Linked DNA regions of Homo sapiens: region 1 is linked to region 2. Evidence: chromatin contacts called from ENCODE Hi-C or POLR2A ChIA-PET data. All regions are on one chromosome and are shown on one strand. Each heading gives the region's core, a stretch centred on a gene start or an enhancer-like site at or near the end of the contact. The rest is flanking DNA. Distances are from core to core; before and after follow the strand shown. Region 1 overlaps KCTD1 (potassium channel tetramerization domain containing 1). Region 2 has its middle 17 kb from the start of LINC01543.

Region 1 (3,402 bases), core at 334-2,833, 40 kb after region 2:
AGACCCCCCGCCAGGCCGTGGGAACGCTGGCGGCCAGCTCGGCCAGACCCGATGGAAGGGGCTGAAAAACGCGCGCTGCCAGGGCAGAAAAGGCTGCGTGGGCTCCGTGGAAGCAGAGCAGGCAAGGGGTGTGGAGAGAAAGAGGAAAGGGCTGGAAGGGAAGGGTGCTTGGGCCGCGGAGGCACAGGCCTGGCGGAGGTGAAAGCCTCTCAGAGAAGAAAACGTTCCCCATTGGAAGCAACAAACGCTGGGAGTAATAAAAAGAAACGCAGGGCTGCTGATTTCTGCCAACTTTAAAAGGAGGAACGTTGGAGTTGTGAAAACACAGTGGAGGGGGCACGTGGTGCCAAGGGTCGTAAAATGGCGTCCCTGGGTGGTTTTTGAGATTGGCAGGACTGTGCTGTGGAAAAGTATTGTTTGGCTAAGCAAATAATGGGGAAAATCGGCACAGGCTGTATTTCTTGTGGACATGTGAATGGAGTTACAAATCAAACTGCAGTGATTTGTAAACTCTGATGCCTGAAAACTATGTGGAACTCATTACAGTTTACTAACCTTGGAGAACATTCCTGTTTTCCAACTAGCCAAGACCAAGCTGGCTCCAGACGATGTATGGCTGGTTTTGGAATTTTTTTTTTTTTTTTTTTTTCACTCATTGAATCAAGTGGCAATGCTGAGAACGACTTTCTTCCACCAATTTCTTTTTGTTTTTTAAGGATGATCATTACTATTTTAACTATTTTTTTTACTTTTTAAAACATTTTATTTTGAACAATTTCAAACTTATGCCAAAGCAGAGAAAATAATAGAATGAACCCCCATATGACCATCAACCAGCTTCAAAAGCTGTCAATTCCTGGTTAATTTTGTTTCAACTCTACCTCTATGCCTCATTCTCCTTTCCACTGGTTATTCTGAGGTAAATCTCAAACACTGTATTATTTTACTGTACATATTTCATTAACTAATAAGATTGGAAAGTTCACTCAAAATATGTTCACTAAAAAAAAGTTCATTAAAAATGACAGATACTGAATTCCACTCAATATTAGCTTTTTAATATTAGCACTCTGAGGCTTGGGCATGGTGGCTCATGCCTGTAATCCCAGCACTTTGGGAGGCTGAGGTGGGCAGATCCCAAGGTCAGGAGTTCAAGACGAGCCTGACCAACATGGTGAAACCCTGTCTCTACTAAAAATACAAAAATTAGCCGGGCGTGGTGGCACGCACCTGTAATCCCAGCAACTCGGGAGGTTGAGGCAGAGAACTGCCTGAACCCGGGAGATGGAGGTTGTAGTGAGCCAAGATCATGTCACTGCACTCCAGCCTGGGCAACAGAGCGAGACTTTGTCTTAAAAAAAAAAAATTAGCACTCTGTTGATTACTCTTGTTTATAGAGCAAATAATGCAAGACCTAATCTCTGAGGAAACCAAGCCCATTTGGTGGGAAGTGAGTCTGGTTCTCTCCACTCTCCCTGGCATCGTGTGCTGTCCACACTGTGCATTAAAGAATGGTCTTAAGTCAAAGAGAGTATGGGGCTAGGATCCTACATTTGGCTTAGCGTGAATCATTCATTAAGAATTTTTTCTTGTGTATTCATTCATTTTATGGACCTGATATCTCTAATTTCCTGTGACTCAGGTTCTTAAGAATTTCTTTGTTTCTTGTGTAATCATTCAGTTACTCATTCACTCTTTCCACCAGTATTAGTGGGGGCTCACTATGCCAGATACAGGGGATGCAGTAGTAAATAAGCCACAGTCCTTGCTTTTGTGGAATTTAAGTCGTCGGGGCTGGGAGTGTGGGTCAAGTGCAGTGTGATCAAGTGTGTCACTGGGTGTGCACAGTGGGCTCAGGAGGTGCACCTGGCTCACCTAACTCAATCTGGGGTTGGCAGGGAAGAAAGAGAAAGCTCATTGGAGACCTGAAGGAGAAGAAGTTGGCCAGGTACAGGGGCAGGAGGTAAGGTTAGGTAAGCAGGGAGAAGGGTGCGGAAGATACAAAGGCTTGTAGCCAAACCCTGCCATGTGATTACTCTCTATTGGGGTGTAGTCAGGCTGGCTGAAAAATGAGGCTGAAGCAGCAGAAGCCAGATCGTAAAAAGCCATGTGAGCCGGGTCAAGGAGTTTAGATTTGGTCTCAAGGGCAATAGCGACTGGTGTCAGGCTATGTTGTCAGGGACAGTAAGTAAAAGAGCACATTTAGGAGTGAGACAGTCAAGGTGCCACATCTGAAATCACGCCTTCTCACAGACACAGCTTCTGGCTTATCCAAATCCTGTCTGTTTTGCCTTGCTTTGACTACATCATTTGCATAATGCAGTGGTTCTTAACCCTGGCTACACAGTGGCATCACCTGGGCAACTCTGAAAAAATAATGATGCTGGGCCCCCATCCCCAGCTATTCTGATGTAATTGGTTGGGAATGAAGCCCAGGCATCTGTATTTTTTTTAAAAAAAACTCTCCAAGTCTCAACTGAGTTGAGAACCAGTGTAAAGGAGGTTGAGCAGAGAGACCAACGAGGAGGCAAGTCAACATCAATTGAGACCCTGTCATTCTGAAGTGTCAGAGCATACTTTCTTAAACTGTGAAGGATCTCCAGGACAACCAAGTTCAGCCTCTCATTTACAAATGGAGACACCGAGTCACAAATATGTAACACTCAAGGATGCATGGCTGGGTAGACACAGAGGTGGCTCCAGACCCCACCATGCTGCCCCTGTGGTGATTGGCACAATGGTCAACTTCAAGCTTACGGGGGACAATGGCTCTAATGCCAGTTACTACTCATTGAATAGCATTATGTGCCAAAGAGTGAGCTGGCTGCTTTAAGGGTTTATATCTCATTTAATCTTTAAAATGAGGTCAAGGAAATCATTGGTAGACTGAGAAGATACCCTACACTGAACTGAACCAAACCAAACTGAAACACCCCAAGACTCCTGAGGTTCCTTTCAAACTGCTGGTACAATCATAAAGAGGCCTAAGGAGGGATGGGAAAGAGGATTCTCAGGGCAATGGAAACCTCTGGGAAGAGTAGTACACATGAGGTTTCATCTCCACTTACCTTGCAGCTCTTGTTCTATTATGTGCTGTGTCCCTACACTTAATCCTGAAAACTCTTACGGGATTTGTCACTTTACAGCTAAGGAAGTTTAGCTTGAAGAGGCTGCCAATTCTGCCGAAGCTGTCTTCTGGCTCTAGGCTCTGTACCCCCCACCCTTCCCATGCTGCACTGTCTAGGGCACCCCATGCCACCTCATGAACCAAGGCATGTAACTCGACACCAGGCCTGGCTTTACCGAGAGGCCAGCAGGTTAATCCTTTCAACTCTCCCCTGTGGTCCATGCATGGTAATTACAGAGGGAGGGCTCATCTGCATTGCTGCAGGATGGACCAAC
Region 2 (3,808 bases), core at 1,024-3,523:
GGCAATGGAATATCAGTAACAATAAAAAATCAGTAACTAGGAACAAAATCAACAATGTTCCTAGTTATCTAAAAGGGTACAAAAACATCTAAAATCAACTATTAATGGCACCTTTTCTGCATTATGTATTAAGTGGAATTTTTACTTTTATTTTTAGACAGAAGCTTGCTCTGTCACCCAGGCTGGAGTGTGGTGGTGTGATCTTGGCTCACTGCAACCTCCACCTCCTGGTTCAAGTGATCCTTGTGCCTCAGCCTCCCAAGTAGCTGGGATTACAGGCATACGCCAACACACCCAGCTAATTTTTGTATTTTTTCTAGAGACGGGGTTTTGACATGTTGGCCAGGCTGCTAGCAAACTCCTGGACTTAAGTGATCCGCCCACCTGGGCCTCCCAAAGTGCTGAGATTACAGGCATGAACCACCGTGCCCTGCTGGGTGGAATTTTTTAATTGCAAATAATATAAACCAATTTATATAGCTTAAAGAAAGTGGAGCTTACTCCGACAGTACAGAGCTGTCTCACAAAAGTGACAGCAGGGACCCACCAGGCCTCAGGAGTCAACCAGAACCAAGAAATCAACTGCTGTTGTTGCTGCTTCTGCTGTACCCCGGCCTCTGAATTTTCTCTTGCCCGTGAACTTGGCAGCCCACAGAGCTAAGGCTGATAGTTCCTCTTTTTGACAGCGCAGCCAGACAGAGATGAGTCTCCTAGACTCAATTATATATTTGCATGTAAGAGACCTGACACAGGTATTCCCTCTGGGCCGATCAATGAGGGTGGTGGTGTCCTGGGTAAATGTAGCTTCTCCATTTATGGTGCAGTGGAGGAAAGGGTGTATGTGTGTGTGTGTGTTCTGTTCAGAAAGTTGGGCAGGGGATAGGGAACTGTTCTCAGATGCAGTGTTGTCTAAGCTGACACCCAAGTTTCTTGATAAATTATGCCCTGAATGTTTATGAATAGTGTATCAAAGAAAGCAGATGCCCAGGCCCTTCCAAAGAAGTCATTTCCTTCTTGATGGACATACTAAAGGGATAGAAAGGGAGGATGCAGGGATTTGTAATCAGGAGGATCTGAGTGGAAAAGCCATAAGTGCGCCAGCTTCCTCCTCTTTTTCTTGAGGGGCTAGTGCCAAGTGCAGGGCTGGCTCACAGTGGGTGCTCAGCAGCTCTGAATGCATGAATGAATGAATGAACGAATGAATGAGTGATAGCCTAGTCCTGTGGGTTCACAGCTGTTGGGAACACCCGTACCCAAGTAATGCTGGTGAAGAGGCTGGCATTATCCTAGAGGGAGAACTTTGATGGTGTGCTTCAAGTCAACAGTGATGTCTGTGGCTCGGATGAAGATGGACAGGCCATGCTCAGAGAATTCTCAGATGACTCAAGACTTGAAGGAGTGAATAGCTTCCTGGAGGACAGATGGAAGAACCCCAAAGCATCCAAAACACTAATCCTGTGAAATTTCATGGGGAATAAGGGCCAGTTCTTTCTTTGGTTATAAATGATCAATTGCTCAAGGGATGGGGGATATCTGGCTTGATCAAACCCAAGGTCCGGGTGGTGTCTGCTTCTTAGGTTGCACTAAGTTGAGTACAGTGTCCAGATCAAGGGCATTTTAGTTGAAGAAAATGGGGCTGCTTAATCTGGTAAAGAAAGCAGTAAGGACTGATTCAATGCCTTTCTCCTTAGTGGAGGACAGTGGACCCAGGGGAAGAGCTGTTAGGGCAGCAAAGGCACCCAGCGTGACAGTAGCAAGCTCCTTGTCAAGTCAGTGATGGCTGACCTGGTGAAGGGTGATGCCTTCCCACATTCTTTCTTGTTTGCTCCCCTTAACAGTCTTCAGGTGCAGTTGAGGCAGATGGCAGTGTGCTCTCATTAGCTAAAGAAGCTGGGCCGCTAAAGAGTGTTTAAGTGACCCGCTCAATGTCACATAGCTAAGCTGGAACCCAGGCATTCTGGGTTCCAGGCTACCCATGATAAGCATTGAAGGCGAAGCTGGAAGACCGTGGTGGGGTCTTCCGTGGGATGCCTTCCATGGGAGGGAGAAGAGCTACCTTGAAAGATGCCTAGCTCCCAGTGTCTGTGACTTTGACAAGGGCAGAATGTCAGCCTCTGCTGCAAACTGTCTGTGTCCCTGACTACAGACGATGAGAGGTGGTGAGCAGTTAACATTTTTCCTACCTGTATGCCCTGCTCCATTTCTGAATGAGTTATGTCATTTATTCAACAGGATAATTTAATGATGTAGCCACTTCCGCCGTTGGAACAGTATGTTCTGATACTCATGGCTGTACTTCAAGAGTTGTAACTTCCGGATTAATTGCAGAATCAAGCTTTCATTTATCTGAGATTTCTTAATCAGTGAGAGTGACAAATCAGACACACGTTTAATGTGGGCTAAAAAGTGCTCAGCATTATAACAACTAAATGCAACGTGTGATACTGGACTGGGTCGAGTCAGCAAACAAAACAAAAGAGCTTTTAAAAGAATTACTGGGCTCACGCCTGTAATCCCAACACTGGGAGGCTGAGGCGGGTGGATCACTTGAGGTCAGGAGTTTGAGACCAGCCTGGCCAACATGGCGAAACCCCGTCTCTACTAAAAATACAAAAATTAGCCAGGTGTGATGGTGCCTGTCTGCAGTCCTAGCTACTTGGGAGTCTAGGGGGGTGAGAATCGCTTGAACCTGGGAGACGGATGTTGCAGTGAGCCAAGATCGTGCGGCTGCACTCCAGCCTGGGTGACAGAGTGAGACTCCATCTCAAAAAAAAAAAAAAATTATTGGGACAGTTGGGGAAATTTGAATATTGACTGTGTGTGTGTGTGTGTGTGTGTGTGTGTGTGTGTGTGTATTATCACACTGAGAGTTAAGAGCATGTTCTTGTTCTTAGGCGATTTCGTGCTGAAGTACTTGGGGTGATTGCTGCGCTGCCTGCAATTTACTTTCAAATAGCTCAGCAGAAACGATACGCAGGGACAAGGAGAGAGCAGACCTGGTGAAACGTTAACAACTGATGAATCCAAGTGAAGAGTGCATGCCCTTACTTGTACTGTTGTTTCAACTTTTCTGCAGGTTTGAATATTTTAAAATGAAAGCTGGGGGGAAATGGTTAACACTGAAATAAAGGCAAATTTCAGGAAATAGTTTTACTGTATAGTAAGTCTAAAAATGAAAAGCGCCAGTGGTAAGTAGGCAAGTTGAGGCAAACCATACTGCCTCTTTTCTTTTCCTAGCAGTGGAAAGCCAGAAAGCTACAGAATGAAACAAAGGCTATTTTGTGTGGTAGATGAACTCATTTATCAGCTGCATTCAGACTAGAAAGGCAGAGGGAGAGATCAGTCTGTTGAAGTTTCTTTTCTCCACCCCATCCCATCACTCTGATTAACCCTGTCGTTATTTCCCAGTGCTTTTCAAGGAGGCAGCCCTATCCAAAACTTGGATATAGCCAGGATTCAAGCATGCAGCCAGGCGTAAAACATCTTTGAAATATGAGCCATAATGACTTGTTTTTCTGGCAAATGCTTTTTGTTTGAAGGAAGTACAGAATTTAAGAATCTATTTTTAAAAAAATGTTAATGTTGAAAAGTCAGATAATTTACCAAATAAAAAAGTAATGTTTGCTTTTCTAATTCATTACAAATTTATTACAGTTCATCTAAGAGCAACAAAATATAAAAATCTTTACAAATAAGTGCTGCCGGAAAGTGTTTGGGTGGTCAGCGTTTAATTTGGAAGGTTATTCAGCTTGTTAGAGACCCATTTATGGATCAAGGAAAACCTTATATAAGCCCAACCCGATTGTCC

The links. A loop is a pair of places that touch in the nucleus more often than their neighbours do. ChIA-PET counts read pairs that join two places held with the same protein, here RNA polymerase II (POLR2A). Pooled maps may share reads with other maps.
Region 1: a map of mammary epithelial cell shows a loop between it and region 2 (3-fold over the local background). The contact joins two enhancer-like sites. A Hi-C loop is called at or near these places in 3 of 168 maps with a recorded cell type or tissue (Calu3, PC-9 and mammary epithelial cell), 1 of 37 single-sample maps with no recorded cell type and 3 of 50 pooled maps. POLR2A ChIA-PET finds 5 or more read pairs at or near these places in 6 of 52 experiments (AG04449, GM12878, HCT116 and 3 more).

What each region holds. Positions count from the first base shown.
Region 1 is chr18:26,479,413-26,482,814 of GRCh38, forward strand. All of the region lies in intron 2 of KCTD1 (potassium channel tetramerization domain containing 1), which reads right to left. Among named protein-coding and RNA genes, the nearest start is that of LINC01543, 58 kb to the left of the region's middle. RefSeq lists an enhancer at 1,095-2,294. Within about 2 kb of position 1,584, at least 8 of the 41 ENCODE cell types and tissues checked have a DNase peak (open chromatin) inside an H3K27ac peak, as active enhancers do; they include mammary epithelial cell, where a contact is called at or near this core.
Region 2 is chr18:26,438,523-26,442,330 of GRCh38, forward strand. No RefSeq gene overlaps it. Among named protein-coding and RNA genes, the nearest start is that of LINC01543, 17 kb to the left of the region's middle. RefSeq lists a silencer at 2,889-3,089. Within about 2 kb of position 2,274, at least 2 of the 41 ENCODE cell types and tissues checked have a DNase peak (open chromatin) inside an H3K27ac peak, as active enhancers do; they include mammary epithelial cell, where a contact is called at or near this core.